Linked DNA regions of Homo sapiens: region 2 is linked to region 1. The links are chromatin contacts, found by Hi-C or POLR2A ChIA-PET in ENCODE. All regions are on one chromosome and are shown on one strand. The core of a region is the stretch at or near the end of the contact, and the rest is flanking DNA. Distances in the headings are between cores, read along the strand shown. Region 1 holds the start of ZNF415 (zinc finger protein 415). Region 2 holds the start of ZNF765-ZNF761 (ZNF765-ZNF761 readthrough).

Evidence for each region. A loop is a pair of places that touch in the nucleus more often than their neighbours do. ChIA-PET counts read pairs that join two places held with the same protein, here RNA polymerase II (POLR2A). Pooled maps may share reads with other maps.
Region 2: a pooled map shows a loop between it and region 1 (2.4-fold over the local background). The contact joins the promoter of ZNF765-ZNF761 here to the promoter of ZNF415 in region 1. A Hi-C loop is called at or near these places in 4 of 50 pooled maps. POLR2A ChIA-PET finds 5 or more read pairs at or near these places in 2 of 52 experiments (CD4-positive, alpha-beta T cell and IMR-90).

Annotation. Positions count from the first base shown.
Region 1 is chr19:53,131,143-53,137,572 of GRCh38, reverse strand. ZNF415 (zinc finger protein 415) reads left to right here and starts at 4,663. Exons shown (of 4, transcript NM_018355.4): 1 at 4,663-4,717. It overlaps ZNF347 (zinc finger protein 347), which reads left to right. Exons shown (of 5, transcript NM_032584.3): 5 at 1-2,638.
Region 2 is chr19:53,391,272-53,397,438 of GRCh38, reverse strand. It overlaps ZNF765-ZNF761 (ZNF765-ZNF761 readthrough), which reads right to left and starts at 2,290. Exons shown (of 13, transcript NM_001350496.2): 1 at 2,246-2,290. It overlaps ZNF765 (zinc finger protein 765), which reads right to left and starts at 2,290. Exons shown (of 4, transcript NM_001040185.3): 1 at 2,246-2,290. RefSeq lists a silencer at 2,221-2,420.

The DNA.
Region 1 (6,430 bases), core at 3,414-5,913:
TAGATATGGAAAATGAGGATGCTGAACAATGAAGTTTTAGGGAAATGTGTATTGCATAATGAGGCTTTCTGTGAGAAGCAGGATTGACTTCCCAAACTGGTCCAAAATGGCTTGAGAGAGCAGGGATAAATAACTTGCTTGGGGTGTTATGGTAATAACCTTTAATAAAAGGGTGGGTTGGGGTGAGGATCCCACACGTGATTTGAACTTCCATCTAGTGCCAAAGGAGGGAACACGGACATTATCAGCTTGGCCAGATGGGCAGAATAAGAAGAGGGAGTGCAGAGGTATAAATGGTGGTATAAGACAAAAATCACAAAATGGAAACTGACTGTAGTACAACACTGAATATTTACTCTTGCAACTTCTGATTTCTGGCCAGGCATGGCCAGAAATTACAGGCTCATGCCTGTAATCCCAGCACTTTGGGAGCCCGAGGCAGGTGGATCACCTTAGGTCAGGAGCTCAAGACGAGCCTGGCCAACATGGTGAAACCCCATCTCTACTAAAAATACAAAAATTAGCCAGGTGTGGTGGCGCACTCCTGTAGTCCTAGCTACCAGGGAGGCTGAGGCAGGAGAATCACTTGAACCCGGGAGACGGAGGTTGCAGTGAGCTGAGATCTCACCACTGCACTCCAGCCTGGGCAATAGAGTGAGACTCTCAAAAAAACAAAAGAAATTTCTAACTTCTTTGTTAGGGAAGACCTCCGCTTTCTTCATAATAGTAGATAATACTCTTCCTTTCTGCTGAACCCATAGGGCCCATTACACAACGTCATTCTTGAAAATATTTGTGAAATGCTGTTTAAATTGCCTAAAATATTTTTACAGTAGTTCAATGCAAATGAATTTGTGGAAAAGTTTATTACATAATATGATCAAGCAATTTTAGCCAAAGGGCATTTTTCCAAAGGCTGTGTTATATTCATGTCTTGTTCAGTTTATGGTATTGTGTAACATATTCTCCATAGCTTCTTTTCTTTTTTTTTTTCTTTTTCTTTTTAGACGTGGGGTCTCGCTATGTTGGCCAGGTTGGTCTTGAACTCTTGGCCTCAAGCATTCCTCCTGCCTCAGCTTCCCAAAGTGCTAGGATTACAGCCATGAGCCAATAGTAGTAAAATGACTTTTTGTTTTTGTATATGATTTTTACTTTAAGGATTTTTTCCTTCCATACATTTTAATCCAAATTATATGTTTACTGCATTTCTTCTCTGTGTTACTCCAGTGAACACTTAGAAAATACATAAATGAGGGTGTTGTTTAGAAATAAAATTTTGTGACATGAAAATGTATGTAAAACAATGGCAGGTACAGACTAGGTTCTCTGTAAATAGGAAAATGGAGTGTCCTTGTAAATCTTTAGTTCAATTAAAGTACAGGGATACTAGATGGTGAAATGAAGTCTCTTAATATGGAAGTTATCAAAGATCAGATGCTTGAAAATCAAGCGTGTGGAGGTTAACCAGCATCTGGAGAAGTAAATGAAAATACAGTTAATAAGAGAGTCCCCAAGATATTAATTATCATTTATGCAAAGGAGATAATTTCTCTCATTGAATCCCTGGAGGCAATTCAACTTCCTACTGTGGCTGGTATTTCTTTTCTGAGCCAGAGGATCTTACAGCAAAACATGATATTTGTGCAACTTTTGCAATGACAGCTGCCATTTAATATACTCCCCTTAGATTTGTTTCCATTTTAAAAAACTGATATATATTCTTTAATAAGTGATTTATCTTTGCATATATATTTTATATCAATCACATTTAGAGTAAGAATCACAGTTATTAATGCTTTATGTGTAACAACTGAATCATCAGCTCCTGAAATAAGTATTAATGATATTCTCATTTCAGAGGTGAGGAAACTTAGGACAGATAAGCAAAATAATCAAATTAGGCTGGGCACAGTGGCTCATGCCTGTAATCCCAGCACTTTGGGAGGCCGAGGCGGGGGGATCACCTGAGGTCAGGAATTCGAGACCAGCCTGATCAACATGGTGAAACCCCGTCTCTACTAAAAATACAAAAATTAGCTGGGTGTGATGGCGGGCGCCTGTAATCCCAGCTATTCGGGAGGCTGAGGCAGGAGAATTGCTTGAGCCTGGGAGGCGGATGTTGCAGTTAGCCGAGTTCCCACCATTGCACTCCAGTCTCAGTGACAGAGCGGGACTCCATCTCTCTCTCTCTCTCTCTCTCTCTTTCTCTCTCTCTCTCTCTCTCTCTCTCTCTATATATATATATATATATATATATATATATATATATATATTTAGAAAATGGGTAGAACTATGAAGAGACATTTCACTGAAGCAGTTATACTGAGATAAATAGGCACATAAAAAGATTTCCAACATCACCATCCATCAAATCTCAGATCTCAGCATATTCTGCTTTAAAAGACTCATCTTGTCACATTTCAGTAAGAGGCAGAATCGAGATTTGAATCCATGTTGTCTGGTTGCAAAGACAAAGCTTTTAATGATGATGCTACAGTAACAATGCTAGTTATTTTTGTCCTTTACTCACCATCTATACCTATTTTGTTAGTATCTCTTGTAATTTTTAAATGGTTTATCTTCATATATCATTGTGATTGTGGTAACTTTGTATTAAATCTATATTTTTATAGATCAATTAAGTCTATATTTTATAGATCACTATTGCGTATGCATCTTACCTAAATGAATGACAGAGACACTCATTACCACATAATCCTGTAAGAACGATTATCCAATCTTTCGAAGGAGGCATCCAGTACCTGAGGTGTTAGTTCTAGTGGTGGCCAGGCGCTGTAGCTCACCCCTGTAATCCCAGCACTTTGGGAGGCCAAGGGGGGTGGATCTCCTGAGGTCAGGAATTGGAGACCAGCCTGGCCAACATGGTGAAAACCCATCTCTACTAAAAATACAAAAAATAGCTGGGTGTGGTGGCGCGTGCGTGTGGTTGAAGCTACTCAAGAGGCTGAGGCAGGAGAATCGCTTGAGCCTGGGAGGTAGAGGTTACAGTAAGCTGAGATCACACCACCGCACTCCAGCCTGGGTGACAGAACAAGACTCTGTCTCAAAAAAAAAAAAAAATCACTAATAATGACAAAGTGCATATTTCTTGAGCTGAGAATATTTTTGTATCTGTGTTTCCATTGTTCGTTTCCAAAAACAATTACAGGTTGCTAATACACATCAACTGGACTGTTCAGTAGAAGCTCCTGTGTTTCTCATGATCTCTGACAGCATCCAGGGGTTCACATGGAGAAAGCAGAATATGCTGAGGTCTGAGATTTGATGGATGGTGATGTTGGAAATCTTTTTATGTGCCCATTTATCTCAGTATATCTGCTTCAGTGAAATGTCTCTTCATAGTTCTATCCATTTTCTAATTTGATTATTTTGCTTTTTTTTTAAGTCGTTCTAGGATTCTTTATACATTCCACATACCAGTTTTATGTCAGATATATGGTAGGCAAATATTTTCTATTATTCAGTACTGTATTAGTCCATTTTCACACTGCCTAAACCCTCCTGTGACAACCTGAGACTGGGTAATTTATAAACAAAAGAGGTTTAATTGACTCACAGTTCCGCATGGCTAGGGAGCCCTCAGGAAACTTACAATCATAGAGGAAGGCAAAGGCGAAGCAAGGCACGTCTTGCTTGCAGCAGGAGAGAGAGCGATCAAAGGAGGAACTATCACAGATTTTTAAACCATGAGATCTCCTGAGAGCTCACTATCATGAGAACGGCTTGGGGAAAACCACCCCCATGATCCAGTCACCTCCCACCAGGTCCCTCCCTCAACACCTGAGGTTTATACTTGAAAATGAGATTTGATGGGGACACTGAGCCAAACCATATCAAATACCTTTTCTTTCATCGTCTGAAGGTCTTTCACAGACCAAAAGTTTTTAATTTGGTAAATACCAGTTGATTTTTTTTTTCTTTAATGAATCATGCTTTTGCTGCTATGGCTAAGAATTTTTGAACAAGCTCTTGATTCTTACGATTTTATTGTGAGTAATTTTTTCTTTCAGTCTCCTACAGGATACCATTTTATGGTTTGATATTTTACATTTAGGCTATGGTCAATGTTGAACTAATGTCTGTACGGTTGTGAAGTTTGAGTAGAGATGACTTCTTTCCTGCTGTGGATATTAAGTTAGCCCCTCACCAGTTTTTAAAAATTCTTCATTCAATTCCCTTGGTAACTTTGTCAAAAATCAGTTGGAAGTACCTGTAGAGGCTATTTTTGTACTCTCTTACTGTATTGCATCAATCCATATGTCTTTTATTGCCCCAAAACCACACAGTTTTTATTACCTTTCCTATATTGGTAGTCTTGAAATCCAGTGGAGTGATTCCAGACACTTCATTTTTGTTTTTTGGTAACTTTTATGGATCCAATCACTGCTAGTTTTGGATTCCCCACCGAAATCCCAGTTCCCGGACTGCTAAGCTGCAGGAGACTCCCTAGCAGGATCGGGTCCAACCTGCAGGCAAAATAGTTTTAACATAAACCGTTTTCAACTTGGTAAGTGGAAAACATTTTGGTTTCCACCATAAGTGGCCCACACAACTCTGATTTTTTTACCTTAAAGCGGCGCAGACCCCGCCCACTCCAGCCATTCCTTCAGGCTGCCCGGGCTCTTCTCTCCGCGCATGCGCAGTTTCCTACAGGCCCGGAAACGGATCGCGTTGGGTGAAGGTGACGGCGTCGAGCGTGAGTGACCCTCTGTGTAGATTAAACCTGCGCTCCCTGTTTCCCATTTCCACAGCCGATGTCCAGGGTCGATACGGCCCTTAAAATCCCCGTACACTCCACCCCAGGTGAATACAGGCCTCGCAGTGTGGGTCCGGAGTCGCTTCCCTTTGGGTTGAAGTCGCTTTGAGGCTGCTCCCCGTCCCCGGCCTTTTGCTTCTTCCTCCCGCTTAAAACCTTTTCCTGACCCCCTCCCCCATCCCCGGGCTTTTTAAAGTCTTCACCCAAGAGGTGTATTCCCGTCCTGGGTGCCTCCCAGCCTTGCCCTCGTCGGCCCCTGGAGCGCAGCGCCGCAGCTGCAGCCGCAGTCCCGGGGAGCCTTGCGTCCTCTGCCTGGTCCTGGGATCCTGCAGACCCCACCCCTGTCTGAAGGCGCTGTCGCGCCCCACCTCCCTCCTCCTCGTGCCGGGCCCCGCTGCTCCCCAGGCCTCCCCTGAGCCCGCGCTGGGGAGGTGCTCAGGGCCTGTCCTGTGACACCCGATGTTCTTGCCTGCCCTCCTCCACCCCGTGGAAAATGCGCTCCTCCAGGATGCAGGCGTCTTACCCCAAACCGTCCTGTGAATGTGTGGGCCAAAGGGATCGAGGGACAGAGAGAGCAGTAGAAAACCTGAGACAGGAAGGAATGAGGCAAACCAATAAACAGATGGCAAAGTAGAGGATGGTTAGAGATTTTCAGAGACAGTAAGAGTGGAAGAAGAAGCCGAGAAAGTAGCAGGGAGAGAAAAGTAACTAGACACATTTCGAGAAAAAGCACAGTATCCAGAGAGATGAAGGACAGCCAGGTAGGGAGAGGGGCAGCAAAGGAGGAGGCTCCTCAGACAGAGAGTGGGGGAGAGCAGAAGGGATTTGGAGCCAGGGCAGACAGGGCAGTGTGGTACCGGGACAGCAAGAGGGGGCAGCCGATGACAAGGAGAAGCAGAGGGAGAACCACAGCACGGGGAGGCCTGGGATCTGGGGGTGCCAAAGAGTGGGGACAACGGTGTGTAACAGGGAAGAGGGAATTTAACAGGGAGTGCTGAAATGGGGAAGAAAGAGCCAGAAATATGTGGAGACTGGGACAATGAAAAGATTAGGAAGAAAGAGGAATTAAATACATTGCAAGAATGGAAAGAGCAAGTGGAAGAGAAAGAATAGAGGGAAGACGGGGAGGAGCAGCAGGAGAGGAGAGGGGCTCAAAATGAGCAGAATCCTAGGGAGAAAATAAAGGGGAAGGAAAGAGCTAGAGAAAGAAGGTGAGAATGAGAGCGATGTACGGAACGAGGGAGGGAAACACACCATAATGAGGAAAGAGGGGGACCCCAGGTCCAGGTGAGTTGTGAACTGACTGGATGTGATGACTACCTTTTGACCTGTTGATTTCTGTCTTTATAAGTTTAAAATGCACAGATGATGAGAATTGCAAAGCTCCTGTCTATTAAGGCTGGTGCATTTTATAATTATGGCATCAGAAGTTAGCTTCCACTTGCAATCCCTGTTAAGGCAGAGGGAAGTGACTTGACTCATTAATTCCACAGGTCATCCTCTTCCCCTTCCCTGGCGTTGGGGCAGGGGGAGGGGAAGGGGGAGTGGGAGAGTAAAGCTGGGCAGAAAGTGAAAGACTGTCACTACATAGTGTCTCTCTAAAGCAGGGGTGTCCAATCTTTTGGCTTCCCTGGGCCACATTGGAAGAAGAAT
Region 2 (6,167 bases), core at 1,041-3,540, 260 kb before region 1:
GGTGAAACCCTGTCTCTACTAAAAATTCAAAAATTGAGCCGGGCACACTTAAGTTTACACGCTTAACCGCATCATAAAGTTGCAAGCAGTACTTGGAATCATCACTAATGAAACAGCAAATGCATTAGACTTACTGGCCCAGCAAGCCACAAAAATGAGAAATGCCATCTACCAAAATAGATTAGCTTTCGACTACCTCCTAGCCTAGGAAGGAGGAGTATGTAGAAAGTTTAATCTAACTAATTGCTGCCTAGAAATCAATGACAATAGGAAGGCTGTTATAGAAGTAACTGCAAGAATAAAAAAATTATCCCATGTTCCAGTCCAGACTTAGACAAAGTAGACTCCCGAGTCCCTCTTTAGAGGCTGGTTTTCCTCCTTCAGTCGATTCAAAACCTTAACAGGAGTGGTTCTAGAAATACTAAGAATTGGTTTAATACTCCCTTACCTCACCTCTCCTTGTTAAGAACGTTCAATCAACTATAGAAGCAATTGTGACTAGGCAGACTACCACTCAGCTAATAGCTCCATATAAATATCAGCCTGTGCCTAAAGAAGAAAACCTGCTCTTTCATGAAGAATCCAGTAATAGTGGTGCTTTCTATTAAAACCTTATTTATAAAAAGCAGCAAAGGGAGAAAACTGAGGCAGAAATTTAAAAAATCAATATGCATTCATTCACTCCAAAAAACTAACAGGCAAGGCAAGGGTTAAAAAGAAAAGAAGAACAAGTTTTCCTCTGCCTAGCAAGCTCACTTCAAGGACAGTTATAAGATAACGCTTTTTGTGCAGCTGAAGCCAAAGGAATGAGCTCCAGAAAACCCCACTTTAGAACAAGAGTGAAGAAAAAAAAAGTCTGTATTTAGCTGTTCTTGTTTTTCTTTCAATGCAGCTACAAGACCACCAGCTATGCAAGGCCACAAGTTATGCTATGCTATAGATTATGTGACCAATCATTACATGATTAACTGCTTTTATTTTGCTTCTGTAAGCCTGCTTATAAAAACCCCACTCTGTCTTTGTTGAAATGCTCAGCTTTTTAGATGTAAATCCACTGAGCCGGTGCGTACCTTAAATAAACATCGTTCTGTCTCCCGCATACCGGTCTCTCTAGTACTTAGTTTCCCGCAACACCATCTCTGCGCCTCCTCTGCTCTCCCTGTTACATTCTCTCTTCCCTGTTATACCCTCATCCCCACTCTCTAGCACCCCAGATCCCCAGGTGTCCTCCCTGCTGTGCTTCTCCCTCTGTTCTCCTTGCCACCAGCACCACTCTGCTCTGTCTGCCCTGGCTCCAAATCCCTCCTCCTCTCCCTCACTCTGATGAGCCTCCCTCTTTGCTGTCCCTCTCCCTACCTTGCTCTCTGTCCTTCATCTCTCTGTACATCTACCTTTTCTCTACATTTCTCCAGTTGCTTTTCTCCTCCTTTTTTTTTTTTTCCCCCACATTTGCTGTGTCTGGCAAATCCCTCACCCATCCTCTACTTTGCCATCTGTTATGAGTCTTTTTTATTCTTCTTTTCTGTCTCAGGTTTTCTACTGCTCTACGTCTGTCTCCTGATCCCTTTAGCCTACACAAGCACCGGAGGCTTTGGATAAGACACAGGAGGGTTTGGAGCAAAACGCCTGCATCCCGGGGGAGCGCATTTTCCAGGGGCTGGAGCTGGGCAGGCAAGAACACCCCGTGTCACAGGACAGGCCCCGGGCACCTCCCTAACTCGGGCTCAGGGAAAGCAGTGACTGTGGAGGCGAACCTGGGGAGCAGTAGGGCCCGCAAAAGGAGGGAGGCGGCGGCGCCACGGCGCCTTAAGACAAGGGTGGGGTCTGCAGGATCCCAGGACCAGACAGAGGACGCGGCCTCCTTGGGGCTGGGGCCGCCGCGCTGCGTCCAGCTGCCAACGAGGGCGAGACTGGGAGGCGCTCAGGGAGGGAATTCACCTCTCGGGTGAGGACTTTAAAAAGCGCGGGACGGGAGGAGTCAGAAAAAGTTTCAGAGCAGGAAAACTACGTGATAGAAAGTGTATACATTGCCCTATAGCAGAAACACCCGGGACGGGACCAGCCTCAGGGGGACCTTAAACCCAAAAGGAAGCGACCCCCGGACTCTCACGGGGTCGTCTCAACTTGCTCTGGGTGAAGGAAGACGGCTGAGAATTTCCAGGTTAGTGGAGACCCCACGCCCCAGGTACAGAAGCGCCAGGGACCTGGGAAGCACAGACTTAATACAAAACAGAGCGAAACTCACCCGCGGCGGTGGGATAGTCACTCCACGCCGTCCGCTTCCGGGTCTGCGCGAAGCTGCGCGCGCAGGAAAGAAGCCAGGCCTGGGCGGGACCCGCGAGGAGGTGGGCGGGCTTGGGCGAGGTAGGGGCGGGGCAGAGAGACTTTACCCTTTAGAACCGACAGAGGGCGGGGCTGTGGCGGGACCTGTGAGTCTCTCAGCCTGGCTCCCAGGGCCTCAGTTTTCGGGTTTTGGAGGCGAGACCGGCCAGGAAGGCTGAGGCATGATTCAAAAGCCCTGGAATTGTCTGGAACGGGGATGCAAACTGGAATGTAAAATGCAAAGCCCTGCCTGGATGGAACGTACGATTTCATGCTGACAGCCCACAAAACAGAATAGAAATCCTCTCCCTTTCCAGTCTCCATTCACTTGGGAGGGAGAGTCCACCCTGTGCTCAGCTGCAGAGACTTCCCTAGGGCCACCGCCTGGGATGTGGGACGGAATGCTCAGGCCAGCGAGGAGTGAGGTCACCACCTTCTGGATAAACACAGCAGGGATGTGGGCGCGGGCGCGGGAGACTGAGGTCCCAGCTACTCAGGAAGCAGCGGCGGGAGGATTGCTGAGCCTGGGGGTCCAGGCCAGCCTGGGCGACAATGTAACACCCCCTCCCGCAGGGCTCCCTTCCTCGTCACTCTCTCTTTTTTTTCCTTTTTTTTTAAACGTTTTAAAATAAGAGTTTGATTGTGTGAGATAGGGATCTAACAGTATTCTTTTCCATGTGGATATCCAGTTAGTTGCCTCAGCACATTTTTGGAAGAGATTTATTCCTTTATTTATTTACTTATTTCTTTTGTTTTGAGACAGAGTATTTCTCTGTCGCCCAGGCTAGAGTGCCGTGATGGGATCTCGGCTCACTGCAGCCTCTGCCTCCTGGGTTTCAGCGATTCCCCTGCCTCAGCCTCCAGAGTATCTGCAATTACAGGCGCGTGCCACCATGCCCGGCTAATTTTTGTATTTTTGTAGACGAGTTTCACCATGTTGGCCAGTGTGGTCTCAAACTCTTGACTTTAAGGGATCCACCTGCCTGGGCCTCCTCAAAGTGCTGGGATCACAGGCGGGAGCCACCGCGCCTGGCCAAATACTTTTTACTTCACTTTCTAATTGTTAAGAAAATACAATTGAAAACGAAACAAAAAAATCTTCCCCCAAATGACAAAACATCTCCATGACGATAATAGAGAAAGAAATAAACACCATTTTATTAATAAGTAAGCCTTAGACCAGAATGTGATGGGAAATAGAGGCAAAGAGCTAAGAGGTTGAAAAAAGAGAAAGACACTTCACAGTTCTATACAACCCATTAAGTACATGTTTTCAAGATAAACACTAATCAGTCCTCAGGGAAAAGGACTTGACAACACCCTTGGTCACACATAGTTCATCCTGGCTCTAGTTGGTAATGGAGGTGACCATCTGTGTCAGCTAATTAGCTTCATGCAGAGGGAGGGGGAGAAACACTAACCCATGTCTTTTTGACAAGTGTGAGTTTTACAACATGGCTACAGGTGCCCTCTCTGGTGAGGCTCCTACAATGTGACAGAAACTGATGTCAGCAGTAAATAATAACATTTAGAATTTATGATTAAGTATAGAGTTTATCTGAACACAAAGCATGAGGATAGCCACCGGCAAACATCAACTCCTAATGAATGGGATCAACGTTCCCAAGTAGAGACGTTAAGGTTTCACACACAGGGAAAGACAGAGAAGTTTTAGGAGAATCAACACATTTTCCATTCAAGACCAGTGCATAGGTTGCAGCAAGTTGATTGGTGACGGAGTCATACACTTCAAGGAAGGTTATGTTATCACTCCATAAAAAGGGACAATGATCCCAGGAGGCCTTATCTCTGGGGCTGCTTAGTCTTCCTAGTTATTTACAGGAGAACTCTTTTCCTGTAAATAAGGGCAAGACTCGCCCAGGCTGGAGTGCAGTGGGGCGATCTCGGCTCACTGCAACCTCCACCTCTTGGATTCAAGCAGTTCTCCTGCCTCAGCCTCCCAAGTAGCTGGGATTACAGGCACACGCCACCATGCCTGTCTAATTTTTTGTTTGTTTGTTTGAGACAGAGTCTCGCTCTGTTGCCTAGGCTGGAGTGCAGTGACACGATCTCACCTGCTCACTGCAACCTCCACCTCCCGGGTTCAAGCGATTCTCCTGGCCCAGCCGCTAAATTTTGTATTTTTAGTAGTGACAGGGTTTCGCCATGTTGGGCAGGCTGGTCTCAAACTCCTGACCTTGTGATCCGCCCGCCTCAGCCTTCCAAAATGCTGGGATTACAGGCGTGAGCCACCGCGCCTCGCCTTTTGTTTTGCATTTTTAGTAGAGAGTGGGTTTTACCATGTTGGCCAGGCTGGTTCCGAACTTCTGACCTCAAGTGATCTGCCCGCCTTGACCTCCCAATGTGCTGGGATTACAGGCATAAGCCACCGCAGCCAGCCAGGAAAACTCGTAGAAGTTACGCCTGCGTTCCGCTGGACTCAGGTTGCATGAGCACATTCCTCTCAAGGTGTAGCAGGAGCAGCCGCGGATAAAAGCCCTCAGACACCCGGTTAAAGAAAGAAGTGGCTTTATTCAGCCGGGAGCATCGGCCAACTCACGTCTCAAGAACCGAGCTCTTTGAAGACTTTGTTTGGCCGGGAGTGTCGGCAGACCTGCCTCTCAAGAATTGAACCCCCCGAAGAAAGAGTTCCTGGCCCTTTTAAGGGCTTACAGCTCTAAGGGGTTCCACGGGAAAAGGTCATGACAGATTAAGAGCACATGTGGTTAGAGTTGGGGGGCAGTTAATCTTTTAACCTCAGGCCTGGTCATCAGTGGCGCTGGCTGGTCTTGTCACTGAATTCATTCCTGTTGTTTTTCAGCTTTTACTTCCTCCTCTTCAGAGACAGGAGACAGTAAGAGAAATGGCCTCTCTCCTCAAAGGCTCAGAATTATTTAAAGGCCATAGCTTTAAATTGGAATTATTTGATGTTTGAATTACTTAATTTCCTACTGAGATACAGGTACTGTCTCCCTTGTATTTTGCCTTTCAAAGAGAGCTCCCAAGTCCTTCAGAAATACATCCCTGGGTCATTAAGCTGAAAAAAGGTTTAGTTCGTTTCTAAAAAATACCACTTCAGACCAGGCGCGGTGGCTCATGCCTGTAATCCCAGCACATTGAGAGGCCAAGGCGGGCAAATCACTTGAGGTCAGGAGTTCAAAACCAGGCTTGTACCCGGGAGTCGGAGGTTGCGGTGAGCCAAGATCGTGCAATTGCACTCCATCCTAAACAACTAGAGGAAAACTCCATCTGAAAAAAAAAAAAAAAAAAAACTCAGAAGACAGAGAAAATCCATTTGCAAACTTTCGAAATCAGTGTCCTAAGAAAAGAGATGAAAGGAAAGAAAATCTCTTCCTTTATTTTCAAGGGAGGAATTACACCTCTCATTTATTTACGTGTTTGTTTGAGACAGGGTCTAGCTCTGTCACTGAAGCTAGAGTGTGGTGGCGAGATCAGGGCACTGCAGCTTCCAACTCCCTGGCTCAAGTGATCCTCCCACCTAAGTGCCCCGAGCAGCTGGGGCCACAGGCGTGCACCACCACACCGGGCTGTTTTGTTTTTTTTTTTAGTAGAGACGAGGTCTCATCATGTTGCCCAGGCTGATCTTGAACTCCTTGGCTCAAGAGATCCTCCCACCTCTGCCTCTCAAAGTGCTGGTGAGAGGTTAAGCCGGCTGGGCTTCTGGGTCGGGTGGGGACTTGGAGAACTTCTCTGACTAGCTAAAGGATTGTAAACACACCAATCAGGCCTCTGTGTCTAGCTAAAAGTTTGTAAACGCACCAATCAGCACTCTGTAAAAATGCACCTATCAGTGCTCTGTGTCTAGCTAAAGGTTTGAAAATCAC